Linked DNA regions of Mus musculus: region 1 is linked to region 2. The links are chromatin loops, found by intact Hi-C in ENCODE. Cell type or tissue: heart. All regions are shown on one strand.

The links. Hi-C counts contacts between places; a loop is a spot of excess contacts. Peaks named below come from ENCODE experiments on the same cell type or tissue, not always from the same donor. Only the 100,000 strongest peaks of a DNase experiment are listed, where the experiment ranks them.
Region 1: it touches region 2 in a loop (1.8-fold over the local background); 2 of 42 quality-filtered maps call a loop at or near these places.

Annotation. Positions count from the first base shown.
Region 1 is chr14:28,528,952-28,536,951 of GRCm38, forward strand. No RefSeq gene overlaps it. Among named protein-coding and RNA genes, the nearest start is that of Wnt5a, 27 kb to the left of the region's middle. In heart, no CTCF peak of the experiment used is centred here; a DNase peak (open chromatin) is centred at 4,180; H3K27ac peaks cover 416 bases.
Region 2 is chr14:29,070,105-29,078,104 of GRCm38, forward strand. It overlaps Cacna2d3 (calcium channel, voltage-dependent, alpha2/delta subunit 3), which reads right to left. Exons shown (of 38, transcript NM_009785.1): 18 at 2,953-3,036. Among named protein-coding and RNA genes, the nearest start is that of Lrtm1, 56 kb to the left of the region's middle. In heart, a CTCF peak has its summit at 3,867 (motif pointing left); no DNase peak of the experiment used is centred here; H3K27me3 peaks cover 1,257 bases.

The DNA of each region.
Region 1 (8,000 bases), 540 kb before region 2:
TCCAGACAGGTTTCTTCTAGAAGATGACAGCACTCTCCCATGTATGAAAAATCACAATGTTGCCTCCAGACATTTCTAGATGTCCCAGGTGGGGGGTGGGGGACACCTGAGAGTGAAAGCCACAGCAATCCTTATTAAGTGTGTGTTTAGGTACTTGCAGTGTGAGAATTAAGGAAAAGCAAGATTTCCTGTGCAAACACAGATCGATCGTGGGATCTCAATAAATGATCCTTGAGTGTTCAAAGAGGCTCTCCCTCCCCAGGTTTGGCTCTGCCACTCACAGGCAATGTCATCTAGAGTCTCCATGATCTCAGCCCTCACATAGAACAAGGGATGTAAGCAACCGCGATTAGAGTTAATATTTAAATGATGTGATCTAACACCCCCACCCCCAGGATGCCTCACAACCTACCATAAAAGGTGGAATCAGTTAAAAAACAAAGACTTTAAACCACCAGGGGTATTGTTCTAGCCAGCCTACCCCTCCCCCACCTGGCTAAACCTATAGGGGCTTTGGTGTGTGATCCGGAGGCACCCTGGAGTTGCCAAGCAGGAAGCACTTCTGGCCAGGAAAGACCCTTGCCCTTGGGAGGACTCACTCTGTCTTTAATGTAGGCTAGGGCAGTGCAGTAGCCTGGGTGCGGTGGGACGGGCAGGAGAGGCCTGCTGCTGAGCTTCATTAGTGTGGGATGTGTCGCTTGGAAACCTGTGTTACCTGGGTAAGATGTCTCTCTGGCCTTTTCTTTATTTTCTCTGACTCAGTAGGTTAGTAGGCTGTCATTGCCTATGTAGCCTGGGCTAGCCCTCAAAACTTACTGTCCTCTTGCCTTCACCTCTCAAGGTAGAATTCTATGATCGTAGTTATGTCCTCCTGATAACATTTATTCTTGTTTGGTGCTAATGGTTCCTTCTCTCGTTTTGCTTAAGACCCTCGAAGACCACCCGAGTTAGTACTTTGACTCTGCTTTGTAGACGAAGGAATGGATAATTTGAAGAGTTTAAGTCTGACCCAAGTGTCCACCCATCCTCTTCTGCAGCAGTATGGTGGTGTTAAGGGAAGATGTCCGCCTAATGGGACATTGTTTTGTCAGAGTCCCCATATATATGACCAGAGGACTTGTTCTGTCAACTGGGGGGATTGGGAGTATTGCGTACTTCAGGGTGAGAGATTAGGAGATTGGAGCCTGAGGTTTTGAAAACCCACTGTGAATTCTCTGTGTCTTTATGTCACTGACCCTGAACACCAGCAGCTGATGGAGCCCCAGGCAGAGAGGCCTGGGTCCCTGATTCAACCTGCAGAGAAGGGTCACACATCCACCAGGCATTCTCTGAGTGGTTTCCTTATAAATGTCAACTGCAAGACTCTGAGATTTGGAACTAGTAATTCTATCCATCTGGTGCACTGGCTTTCCTGATACTTCCCAAGGCCATCACTGTGTCCCCAAACTTGGTGTGGATCCCACTAGCCAGAAGGAAATGCAAACCAGGTGAGTCCCTGGAGCATCATGGTAACCCATCTTCAGGGGCCATGACTTTTCCTGGAGAAACATAAAGAATGTCTGCTTACCCCAAATAGGAGAGGCATGGACAGACCTGAGAAAGATTCCACCCAAGTCCATCTGGGCGAAGAGAAGACTTTACTGCTCTGTTGCAGGTCCTGTCTACAGAAATGCCCTCCATCATGAAGGTAGTAATGAACGGAATGGGTTTTTCTCCCTGTGACCTTCCATCTCCAGTGAGGCACTCCGGGCTCTTTGAGACCTCTTGAGATCTAGACTCATGGTTCTCATTGCATTAGCAGTCTGAGGACAGCTGAGATTCAAAGACGTACTCCCACACACTCACCACAAGTATGACCCAGAGGGAAGGACAAAGCTTTCAGCTAAGAAGAAAAGAAAAGAAAAGAAAAGAAAAGAAGAGAAAAACAATCACCATCTCCCTGAAAACAAACAAACAAACAAACCGAAAAAACCCTGGCTGGAAGCTTTTCTCCTTAGCTGTGCATCCTTTGGCCACCTACAGAACCCCTCTGAGCTTCAACATTATCATCTGTAATATATGAGACTGTGACTGCTTTGTAGGTGATGGTGAGGACTGTGGATCCTGCTATCCTGACACCTAGCAAGTACTCTTGCTGTGGCCGTCTCAGGAATCTACAAAAACAGCCCCTTCTCAGCACCAGGGTTCGGAGACGAGCTAGAACCTCCAGGTTCCACAAATGCAGGGTGCTCCATTCACATGATTTAGTGGGGATCCACAGGATTGGCTCCACAAAGTTTTCCTTGATTTCAGAAGACACCATGACCGCTGGGCAGGGCACAGACTAAGCAGCTCCACAGGGCTGAGTGGAGGCTGAGAAACTGGAGCCCAGTTTAGCAGGAACTGAACACAACAGGAGCAGGACCCTGGCATCCCAGGCATCTGCTGCAGGCAGCCATTGTGCTTCCTGGGCAGACTCTTGGCTCTCTCCTGGCATCAGCCTCCTCATCTGAAAGCTCAGAGACAATAGCACAGGCTCCAGGACCACAGCAGCTTCTATTCACTATGTCCAGGATGTCAGGTTCCCAGGAGAACATGGGAAGTCCAGACACTCTCACAACCTGACATTTTACAAGGACTCTGGTCCAGTAGAGGTCACCTGGCTGTTCCCCTCCCCTTCCTCCATTGGAGGGCGCCATGAACAGCAGGCTGGGAATTTTCTTCTGCACATGAACCATCATGTATCATGTCCCTAGACCCAAACCATTTGGTCTGTGCTCTGGCTCATCACAGTCTGTCATTTTGCTGTGTGGCTTTGGGGCAAAGTTTGTGCCTTCTCTGGACCCCCATTCTTCAACATGTGCATAGTGGTTTGGAAAGTGTCAAGAGTATTTGCCTTCTCCTTTAACCAGCTGATCATATTTGGAGGTGGGAAACAGAACATGGGCAAATGAAGCAAATGGAACCTGGACTACATTGTTTGGCCTTTGTCCTTCTGTCCTCTGTCCTTCTGCCCATTTGCCCATGTGCCTTGCCCTCTCTTTGTCTATCCAGGTGCTCTGTCCCTCAAATCATGACATTCTGTGTTTCAAAACCACCCATAGAGTACTGGCCCTTTTCTTGGCCTTCCTGGGCCTTATCTGTGAAAGGGGCAGTTCCTGGCCATTGTGCATAGGTTCCCAGGGATTTCCCAGGAAGTGGTTTGTGCAGGCAACTGGCCTGGACGTGGTGCTCACACAATAAACGACAAGTGGTAAGTCTTCTATCGGCAGCCTGTAAGTAGCAACTGCACATGACCCACCCCTCGGCCATGGAGAGCACATCTGGGGATGTTACCGAGTGGTGGGCAGAGAGCAGGATGAAGCTGGCTTGCAGCCTGCCATCTCCAGACTGTTTGCAGTGCAGAGAACACGGGTCCTGTCTAACAGGCTGGTTTCCTGGAGGGATTCCTGGCAGGCAGGTACGTTTTCCCACTCAGAGCCTTTCCTGAAATCCATAATCCAGGCTGGGGCCCAAGCTCTCCACCTTTATTCTTCCCCTCTGCATTTCCCCAGGGCCTCTACCAACCAAAACTTTAGCTGGGTAAACAAATCACTCAGACTTTCTCTTGTGAGGAAGGATCACGACTTGGTACCATTTAGGGTGGGGCACTGGGAAAGAGAGAACCCTAAGAGGGTGCCCCAGTGACAAGGGGAAATTTATGCTCCCTGCATTTTTTTTTTCCATAAGAAGCTTCAACCACTTGAATTTGGGGCTCGAAACCCAAGAAACCAGTTCTAAACTGTTTGCACCTCTCCCGCTGCTTCTTGCTAAATTTCATTAGGGCTGACAATTTGTAGAACCACTTACAGTGTAATATGATTTGAATGGCTGGCCCTAACTGTTAGAGATGGAGGCTCCCCTGGGCGTGGGAGCCTAGACACTGGAGACATTTCCCAGGCAATGGGGCCTCCCTGAATTGGGGTGCGGCGGGGCTCTATGAAGGCAGAAGGCAACTCGCCAGACAGGGTGTCCACTCTCAGAGCCAGGAGGGGCAGTCTCTAGCCTCCCTTCCCTTGTTGCCCTGCAATCACTTCTGGTCTTGGAGGCTGAGCAATCTTTGAGTTTCGGCATGCAATAAAACATGCTTGACCACAGGCTTGTGTTGAGCCAGGACTGGAGTTCCTCGCCAAGCCCGCTGGCCAGCAGTCCACATGGGTAGGCGGAATTGATAGTGTGGTCCTGCCTCTGGCATTGCTTTCTGTTTTGGCTTTGTAACTAAAACAGAGCTGATGCCGGAGAGATGGGACGGTCCCGTTTTATTTTTATCCCCTATCAGAGTTTCACGCCCATGCGTGTAAGTGCGGAGTAGTTATGGTGTGTCACAGAATCAGTTTGCGTTTGGATTCCTGCCCTGCCTCATCCTGTGACCTCAGGCACGCCATTTTCCATCCCTGAGTATCAATTTCCTGGTTTACTAAAACTAAGCTGGTGTTTCCTACTCTGCACAATTAATTAGGCAAAGTATCTAAAACAGTCGCGTCGCGTCGACAAGAGCCACCAGCAGCTGTGGGGACTAGCTGAGCTGGAATGGTTAAAGCAGTTCATTCTTCAGGGCATCGAGCCTCATATCAGGGGCTTAATATAGCCACGAAAGTAAACGACGGAATAGCTATAGGATTTCCTGTGAGTGTAGGAGTGCAGGTCTAGATGTGCACCTGCACACATGAGATGCTCAGTGAGCATCTAGAAGGCAGCCAGGCCTTCATCATCTCCCACCGGCACAAGAAGCCTACTGACCAGTGCTGATTTCAGACACACCATGAGAGCCATTTGCTCAGAATATAGACTATGACACTGTCTTAGTATTGGTCATTCCCTTGTTGTTCCTCCTTCTCTTCCTTCTTTCCTCCCCACCACTCCCCTATCTTCCTTTTCTTTTCTTTCCTTTTTAAGACAGGCTTTTGTTATGGAGGGCAGTCTGGCTTCAAATTCCACTACACCTAAATCCCTTTGTAACACTGAAACAAGAGAAGAGTCTTCAATGGCCTGGGAGACAGCCATGGGTACTAAGTAAGGCACAGGATGCAGGGCCCAGGACTATACAGATGGACTCTGCAGCAGCAGGACCTGAAGCTCTGGCTGCCTCAGTTACGGATCTGTTAGCAGTTGTTACAGGCTGCAGGCTGTGGGGTGGGGACCACGGTTACAAAATGATGATGGCAAGGTCTGCCTGAACCAAGGTCTAGGCTCCAGGGAGGAGCCCAGAGCAAGGCATTCATGAATTCCCCTTCACCATGGATTCTAAGTTAACACATGACATCAGCAAAATGCAGATTTAGAACCTACCTTTTGGTTATGCAGATTTACTGTGTAGACAGTGATTCCTAGGGAGTCTGTATTTTCTTAATTTCCTGGGGGGAACCCAGCAGCCTACTCCTACTAAAGAATGAGAATAGGTTCAGGTCTTGGGGGGGGGGTCACTTGTGGGTAATCACAAATGCTCTGGTCTCAAGATGATAATATCCCAGTCATTGGCTCTTAATGAATTACACACACACACACACACACACACACACACACACACACACACACACGTTCCTAATGAGAGGACTTGATTGGTTGTTGCCTGTTGTTCAATCAGCAGTCATTGTTTGGGGTGGTGGGCTGGAACATGGAGGCTCCAGCTTGGTTTCTAAGGGCTAAGCTCCTTCACCTAGCCTATCACATATCCATCCCTGTACTGGATTAAGAGCAGGTCCCCGAAGAAATACCTGCTCTTTTATCTTCAATTTATATTTATATTGTTGTCAAGACTACTGAAGACAGTAAAGGCGTGAAGCAATGTCAGTGTGCAGCGGATGGACAGACCAAGGCGGGGGTGGGGGGGGTGGGGGGGGCGGGGGGAGCGGGGGAGGGGAGGGAGGGAGGTACTGACTTACAAAGTATTAGTCAGACTTGAGGCTGTGAGAGGGGATGTAAGTGAGTCTGGAGGAAATTAAGCTAAGTGAAAAAAGCCAGGTGTGGAAAGACAAACACTGGATACAATTCCACTTAGAGAGTCTAAAATTGCCACATTTGTAGCAAAGTTAGTGGAGCATTATCAGGAGTCCCAGGGCTAGTGGAGAGAAGGAGGTGAACCCAGGTGCTCCTGCCTGTAGCGAACAGTATGATGATACCCTTCAAGACTTACAGATAGTTCTGAGGTGGAGTGAGGAAAAGAGGATGTGGGGGTGGGGAACTGACTGAATTTTAATGATTTTCGAATCTATCTCCTTTGGGGATGTCACTCTTGTGGCTTTATCTGGTGATATCTAGAGACCAGGATGGTCTTTTGCTCCCAAGTTCTGTTCTTTTCCAGGGAGTCATTTGAAGGCGTTTCCTTTACTCATTAGTGTGCTGTTGGTTGTATGGTGTCTTAATGCAGCCTTTATAGTTAGTCCTATGATAATTATGGGTAGTGTAGGGCATCTGACTTGGTACCCAAGGATCCTCATCCTCTTTTTGCATTCAGCATTGATCTTATGCTTTATAATGGAAATGAGCAGGTAAATTTTGCCTCCTGTATTTATGAAAAAAAAAATTAGTACACAGTGTTATCTAGTGTTACGTAGTTCTTATCTCTAAGTGACAAAACAAAACAACAAAAACCAAAACTGGTTTTCATCGATCTCTCTGATGACTGTGGTTGGCTTTTGTGCAATTAAAGTCTCTTTAAACTATAAAAATGGATAGGATGAACAAAGTAACGATTGGTATGTGTTGTGTGACTTGCCCTAGCGGGTGGGGGTTGGGGGAAAGACATGAACTTCGCCTCCTTTGTGATAAGGCCAGTTCCCCTTTTCACCTGCACCCCTTGTCTACACGTCCACTGCTAATGGCTTCTTATGTCTCTGCAGGCCACCAGGACCCAACTAGGGCCTGGATCCTGAAACCACCCAAGCATATTAGAAACCAGTAAGTCCACAGCTGAATGTGGGGCCTCTGGTCACTCTGAATGGCTATGCCTGCAGGCAGCCTTGGCCTCCCTTTTAGGGAAGCAGTTGGCCCAGTGCCTACCCATGAGATCTGCTTCCTTCATGGCAGCTGGCCGCAGGGATCACCTGCACTTCTTTGGTGAACTATTCAGGCTTTAAAGCCTTCCAGAACCTCACAAATACAGCGCTTGGCTCTCCGTCAGGTTTTCCCCAGGAAGCCTGGCTCCACACCAATCTCGCCACATTTGCTTTCAAGTGACCTGGACAGCCCCCTTCATCTGCTTTTTCTTTCTCTCATCCACTCTTGATTGCTTTAGTACTTTACAAACCTGATTTACATGCTGGTCTAAGTCACTCAGATCTACCAGTGCCTTTCCCACCTCATAAAGATCATGACCCACTAGGGGTCTTGGCAAAGTCACAGAAGCCCATACCAGCCTCAGGTCTCTGTTGAACTCTCTCCCTTCTTAACTCTCCTGCAAAGAGTTCTATCTGGCCCAGGGAACTGGGCACCATCCAGAGGCTCTCTCCTGCTTAGCTCACTCCCTATTGCTCTTACCCATTTCCACTGATACCTACAGACTCAAAGGTTTGAAAACCAGAGAGGCATATTTGGCAGAAATTTATTTGGAGACCACCCCCCCCCCAACACACACTTTTTTTTTTTTGTCACACCCAAACTGTGAGAAACAGCAAACAAGAACCTTCACTTTATCCTCTCCTTTATCTGATTTGCTTACCAAATCATAGGCTAATATGGAGGATGGCACCAGCAGGTCTTTTTTTTTTTCTTCTTTCTCTCATAATTGCTTCCTTCTGTGGGCAATCTCTTTCTGGGCAGACAGCTAAGCTTCAACGGCAGCCTTCTCACCCGTGGCAGGGGCAGGACGGCTTCTTTCTGAGCTCCTAATGAACCCATTCCTCTTGTGCTGCTTCCAGGGATTACAATATGTTTTCTGGTCCTCAGCCATTCTTGGGATCCCAAAATGTTGCCGCATTGTCCTGGCAGACCACATTTATCAAGGAGATGTGCCATTCTGTACAACATGAAAGAAGATGGTTCCC
Region 2 (8,000 bases):
GGAATTTCAGCCCTGAAACCATATTCACACAAACAATAAAAACAGACTCATCAAGTTGTATCTATATGTATTTGTGCATACACGTGCTCATTCACATATACCCACACACTCACTCAAATATATATATATATATATATATATATATATATATATATATGTATATATATATATACATATCACTCAAATATATACATATACATATACATATACATATACATATACATATACATATACATATACATATACATATACATATACAATATTATATGTAGTATCCAAAGAAAAAGGGGCTATCACATTGAGAGTTGGACCAAATATGGGAAGGTTGGAGGGAGGATGATTAGGAGGGGCAGGAAGAAGGAAAGGAAGGAGGAAAAATAAAAATTAAAAGAAAATTAAGACACTTTTTGTTTCCCTGGAGATGATCCTCCCTGGTTACACAGACATTGCTGACACACAGGCCACCTAAATATCTGTCTTTTCACAATAATTGGCATGATATTTGATACTATGGTGACATCGGAAGTCACGAGCACACTTCTCTGTGTGCTCTGCCTTTCTCTTGTGTGTGTTTGTATGTGTGTTTGTATAGGTACATGTATGTACATGTAGTTGTATGCACAAGTGGTTGTACATGTGTATGTGTACACATGTGAGAGGTGAGGGCCAGAGTTTAAAGTTGGATTTTATCCCTCAGAAAAGGATCTCTTGCTGGGCCCCATCAGAGGAGATCAGGCCCCTCCTCCCCAGTACTGAGATTTCAACTGGAATTGCACCATTCATGGCCAGCTTTCTACAGGGGTTCTGGGGATCAACCTCAGCTGCCCCCCCCCCCCATTTGCACAGCAAGCACTTCACCAATGAACATCCTTTCAGCCCCTTTATTTTATTCTTGGCCAGACTATTTTGCAAAAAATTTAAGTGACATATGTGATACTGTGTCATTTTTGGAAGTATGCAGCAGGGTCTATGCTATAAACGTGCTCATTAAATTATACACGAGCCTTGCTGTCCATGGGAAGTAGGATGCTCCAGTCAGTTTCTCTGCATCCAGGCAGGCTTTGCTTATGTGGCCCAGAAAGCTCTGCTTCCACAGTCCTTTACCCACATTGTCCTGAACCCTGTCCTTAGTCACTTAGTTGCAAACTTCTGCATTAGCACATTGGTATGTGGGCCTCTGTGCATTCCTCATAAGAGAATGTGTTACACAGATTTTCAAAATTCTCCAATAGTTCCTTTGGGCCCAGATCCACAGGAGAGATGGTGACTTAAGTTTTCCTATGTCAAGCACATTGATATTAAAAGAACTAATGCCTTGGGCTTCTTGCCACAGAGAACCAGACAAAAAATAGCCAGAGGCCAATTTGAATATGAAGAATATGGTAAATATGAGAGTAGACACCTAGAACCCAGCCCTGTAAGTTAGATGACAATGAAATGCATGCTTGGAATCTGATACTTGAAACTCCACCCATAAAGGAAAATGAGATAAGGAGACAAAAATCATTTCAGAACCATGAATAGCAAAAGGAGATGTCCTCCTCACCACACACACACACACACACACACACACACACACACACAGGACTAGCAGGAGCACTGAGGATAATAAGAGGGAAATGGGACTTGGGAAGTATGGGTTAGTATGACCAAGTCTTCCATCCTAGGTGATTACAATAGAAAAGATGAAAAATCCTGCCTATGGTAAATACCAACACTTCTAAGAAAGAAGCAGAGAGCATCCTTTGAGGTCAAAACAGCATGGGAAACGGTGACCATAGAAGAGAAAGCGAGCAGAAGCTACTCAAAGGACCAGGGTAGGAATCAGCACTGTGATCCCAGAGGGAGGGCCCATTTCCAGCATCCTCACATAGTCACACGGTGGTATAAGCACTTTTATTTTTTATTTTTTATCTTTCATTCAACCAGTATGTTCAATCCTCAAAGCATCTGCAAGGACAACCTATGAGGGGAAGCAGTAATTGCCACACACCAGAGACAGACAGTCTCCACACAGGTGAGATTTGAGTCCTGGCATTGTAGCTGTCCACAATGGTGCAGGGGTTGGGAAGAGCACATGAGCTGCAGATGACCCTAAAAACCCACCAGGATCCTGGTCACAGTGCTTGAGGAAGAGAAGACAGCAAACTCTTCTTGGTCATTGACTCTCCATGATGTCAAAGCAGTGGCAGATAGGAAAAGAAGAGTGGATGAGGCAGTAGTTTTTATTGAATGACAATTTTATTTTGTCTGAGCTTGGGTTTAACCAGACAGAACTAGGTAAAATTTCTGTAATAGATATGGCTTTTGCATTTTATAGACAAGGGAGAAAAACCTGAGCTTTCTGCTAGCTAAGGCCATTCACATTGCAGAGGCTATGAAAATGAAGAAAGCAGCAACAAGGGAGTTAGGACGCCAGCCCTGTTTCTATAAAGCAAGAGGAGATAGTCTGGGATGTCAAATGGCTTCCTGTGACATCCCGTGGGACAGGTAGAAGCACAGGACAGGGGACTGGGAGTGGAGGTAGCAGTGGGGCTGGGAGGCTGACCACACATGGGGAAATTGAGCCCTCACACTCCTCTGCTACTCTTTGGTGACAAGAGTTGTGTCCACGTAGACCTAACAAGTTCATTCTATCCATCTGGGAGCCTGTCTTATTGGCCTGTAGATGGCATGTCTTTGTAGTTACTGGGTCTCCTGTTGCCCAGCAACAGGATTCTCTGAAGATGGTAAGGCAAGTCCTGACAATTATACTGGGGATGAAGTGGAATGAATCAGCTGTAGAGGAATCCAGAGCCTGCTGGGTACAGGCTCAGCAGACTAGCAGGAGGAGCTATACAACTCCAACCATAAGGGAAGGGTCAGTTGTCTTCACAGCCCTCTGCTGTCCTCTGGCCTATCTTTTATGGTCAGTATTGTCCTTGACAATGAGGGCTGCAAAGGGTCACTTACCACATCATCCCGGTCTTCCCACTCGACTTCAGAGAGATCCACACTACTGTAGTTGGGTTTCCTCCGTTTTTTTCCTTCTTCATACTAGCATAGGGAAGAGGAGAAAGTCAGACAAATGGTCGTAAAGTTATCAACCTGGGCATCTTTATCCTCCTAGGGCCTGCTTGCTGAGTGTGAGCTGTGAGGAAACATCAGGTACCTGAGATCAGCCCTGTGGGTGGCAATATAAGGACTTTAACGTCAGCCCTGGCTATTCGCCTTTCTTCCGATTTGGAGACTATAAAGGTCAATTCTTTGCTTGGCATACATTTGTCTAGAGAATTCCTTGACTCTAAAATGTCAGGTGCAAAGAATATTTATCTCACCCTCGGAAGGAATATGTGAAGGGTGAGCAGACCCATCTCTCTTCAAAAGCTAATGTGCGCAGCCCTTTATGTCAGAGGAAAGAGCTTCCTACATATATTTATCAAATCTTGTCCTTTCCCCTAAGCTTCATAAACTTCCCATCTCAAACCTCCTCCAGACTTCTCAGCTGAGAAACAAAATATTGGTCTCCACAGTTGGACTCTGGCTCAGCATCCTGAGTACATGTTGCAGACTCACAGACCTCCCGTTTGCTACTGGCCCTGGCAGTGCTGAGCTAAACACAGCTCCTTCACCTGCAGTAGATGTGAGTATTGGGAATCGCTGCCAGATTTAATGGCCATTAGGGCATTTCTCTGGAAAAGCTGATGAGTGCATTAATAACTGGGGAGTGCTTTCACTTTTTCCCCCTAAATCACCGGTGTTAGTCAACCAGCAAGTGTACCATTTTATCGACCGGACATTCTTGTGTCTGGATATTTGTGTGTCTTAAGGCCCTTACTGCTGCTTACTGGGGTGTTTATAAGGTAGGAAAGTCTGCCCTCTGCTGCAGGCTAAGGATAAGCAAACACTTCACAAGTTCATAGTATACTGACATATATACATAGTTGTACATATATACAAGACACACACGCATAGAGGTGTACCCATTTTCTTTTCTCTTCTTTGACTCAGTCCTGTTTTGATTAAACAATGAATCTAAGAGAGATGCAAGGTCAGTCTAAATATTTTAAGACCTCAAATTGTCACTTTAGACATTGATTGGTGATTGCAGACACAGTTGCTGAAGGTACCCCAGACACAAAGGAGAAACCTTTGCCACTTTAGAATCAAACAAATTTGAAATGGCCATCAGTGCAATCAAGGAGACTGTGGCCGGCCAGGAGGGGTGGTTCTTACATCATTGTGGTACCAAACGATGCCAAATGTTGCTCCTATACGCTTTATTCCCTGCCAACTTCACTGTGGGGATCCTGCACCATCTCTAGAAAGTCTCCCCCTCCCCCTGCACCACCACCACCCAAGAAGGCTACCCTGCCTGCCTTCAAAAGGGCTTGTTGTCAACCGGGCCGACACTCTCGTCTATGAGGTTTCCAGTTAACAAGACATTCACCATTCACAGTCACTTTTATGACATCAGATCCACTCCAGATGAAGAGGAAGGAAAGTGGTTCTCTCGGAAGCCACTGTAAACGATAGCAGATTAGCAGTTGGATCGTGTTAGGGAAAGTTCCTGTGTGCATAGAAGCTGGGCGAGCCAGCCTTGCTAAAAGCAAAAGGAATGGGAAGGAAGGAAGGATGGGGGCAGGGGGGGGGGGCTTGGGTCTGAGCCATAGGCAGGAGACACAGGGGAGGTATATAGAGTATTAGGACTCTGGACCTTCCTTGTGGGAAGATAGTCTGACAGCCCTTCTGAACCTCAGATAAAGAGGCCATTGGCTTCCAAGCCTATTTTAGTAGGAACCATTCTCAAAAACTCCAGGCAGCCCAGAACTTGAACTTCAAAAGCATACTATCACAGATTGTTGGTCTGCCTGTTGATGGGTCAGAACCATTCTTCTGTTTTGCTTTGGAAGAAGGAGTTCATCTTTTGGTCACTTCACAATGTTCCTTTATTTAATTACTCAGAACACACACACACACATACACACACACACACACACACACACACCATGTATACACACACACACTGAATACCTTGACAGTATAAGGCATTTGGGGGCTATGGTGATGGTGAAGTTCTCGCCATGCAAGTTCAGATCCCCAAGATTCATGTAAAAGGGAGATGCAGTGTATTGGTACTGGGTATGGGGACAGAGGCTGGCAGATCATTGGAGCTCATTGATCAGCCAGTCTTGCCACCAATGAACACCAGATTCTATAAGATACCCTGCCTTTAAAAATGAATAGAGAATTACTGAGAAAGATACCAAGATACCGGACATAGACATCTGGCTTCAGGACATACATGTACACACATGCACTCAGATCTGCATGTTCACATGCAAATACCCATGACAAATACATACATGTACCACACACATGCAAAGTGTAAAACAGTAAAGACAGATAGTTAAGCATCACCCCTCTCTTCCCACAAACTTACTTAGAGTACCCCTCCCTTATTTTTGCTTCTATCATTGCACATCCCACTGTCCCATAGTTAGGAAGATGGGCTCTGACAAGCTAAGTAACACATGCAATAGCAAAATCAAATAAGATCATATAGCCAGCACTGGGAAGGATACCTCACCACCTGCTAAACCCTGCCTTAATTTCTGTATGAGCCTCGTGTTATTTCAGCTTTTGTTAAATTTAAACTGACTCTAAGGTCCTAAATACCAAACACATCTTTATCCTCAAAATATGCCCAGGATTTTGTCAGAAAAAAAAAAGAGTACAGAGGCACTACCATTGCCCACCTCACCCTGGATGTCTGGTGCTAAGCAAACCACTGACCTGCTTCAGCACTTCCCACCAAGCTGTAAAGTAGGGGTAATAGAACTTGCCAGGACAGGCAGGCTAAGTCCTTCTCCCCCCTTGGCAGCTCATCCCAGGCAGAACAGGAGTGCTTGACCCAGGAAGACCTGACTCTGTGCAGACTTGAGCACTCCCCAATTCCTCAAAAGGAAGGAGACTTCAATAATGCTGTCACTGTCACAGGCAGGAAGTGTTTGCTGAATATGTTGGTGTCACACAAGGATGACCAATTGTCCCCCTCTGCTATGTACAAGTTGGGAGTCTAGACACTTGACAGAGATATCCATGTTTGTGTTAAGGTACTCAGCTCTGCTGAGGTAACATTTACAAGAGAGAAATCTGTTTAAACTCCTTGACTTTTTTTTTCTTTGTTGGAGATAGGGTTCCACACAATCCAAGTGGAACTTGAATTTGTTATGTAGTTGAGGATGGCATTGAACTTCTGATCTGCCTGCCTCTACATTCCAAGCGCTGCAAATGCAGACTTGCACCATTATGGACAGCTTAAGTGTGTCTGGGGATTGAACCTAGGGTTTTGTACATTGTAGGCAAGCATCCTACCATGGGAGTTACATCTGCATCCTCTCATGTATGCCACATCTCTAACCGTTCATTTTCTTTTATCACCACTCAAGGGACCTAGGCCAATATACATCATTCCAGAATGCAGGAATTAGTTCAGAGATGGGGACATAACCTACAACAATGCAAAAGAAACGCAAAAGACTCCATCTGGGATGCTTTCTTGGATTGCCCCGGAAAAGGTAGTTCCCTACGTACAGGCACTGCTAATGTTATGAGATGTGAGCTTGGAGCTTGGAGCACCTCATGGCCACCTTGACCCCTAGTTTAAGTCAACCTGGAAATGAAGCCCCTTGTGGGAAAGCAGTGGAAATGGAATAGGATAGCTCTGGACCACACTGTGCCTGAAATGAGAATCCTGGAGATATATGTATACCTAGACCACACCGTACCTGACATCTTTGCCCTCTTGGATGTGTCAATGTATGCTTCCCAAATTGATCCCTTTCCTTTTAGAGACAGGGTATCCTGTTAGTCCTGGCTAGTCCAGAACTATGTAGACTGGATTGTCTTCCAACTCACACAGATGTACCTGCCTGCCTCCCAAGGCCTGGCATTAGTGGTCTGTACCACCACATCAGCCCATACCACATACTTCTCTTGAAAATAATCTTACCTGGAGTTCCAAGCATCAGGTGATCAGACTGTATACATCGAATGCCTTCCCTTCTCTTTATACATGAACAGCTTGTAAAGATCATTTACTTATTATATCTATGTGTCTCTGTGTGTATGTACATGCCTGTCTGGATTTATGTGCCCCATATGTGTACAGGAGCACACAGAGGCTAGAAGAGAGTGTGGGGTCTCCTGAAACTAGAGTGAGAGGCAGTTGTAAGCTGCCTGATGTGAGTGCTGTCAATAAAACCCGGGTCTCTGCAAGAGCAGTAAGCACTTTTAACCACTGAGCCATCTCTCTAGCAAAATGCACTCCTTTAAAAAAATACATTTTATGTGAAACATTTACAGACTTCATAACTTTAATGATTATTTGGGAACATCTGATTTATAAAATGCCTTGCCACCTACTGAGTGCACTTCTGTGCTTAAGCAGAGCTCAGCTCTACATACTTTCCCTCCATGCCTCCTCCAAGGAACAGTATAATAGTTAAGCTCTGAGACTGGCTCTCCCCTCCCCCATGCAGCCTCTGTGTGGGACAAATCCCAGGCCTGGCTCTCCAACTTCCTTTCCTTGTTCCTCATTCGTAAGGAGCCCATTACAGTGCCAGGCACCGTATATGGCAATTGTTAGCATATCTATAATCTGTAACTTCCTTTGAAAATGTGATTAACGAATCACAAATGGTTTCCAAAGGTTTATGAACACAGTCTCAGAGCCACAGGTAGGCCTGCAGCTTTTGGTGCCTGTTTTACGAAAAAAAAAATGTACAGGAGAATTTAATAAGGAAAGATATTGTGTGCTATGAAATACTTTGAGGTGGAGTTTCAAATAAAGGCCAGATGTGGTGAGCACACAAACAAGCCAGTGGCTGGAACGATGGAACAAGAAGACACCCCTCTTTGGAACAAGTAAGAACTCCCCAAGGGCTGGCTTGAAGTGCAGTTTTTAATGGTCTGGATAGAACCATCTTCTGTGTTACCTGCAAACTGGCTTTGGAAGC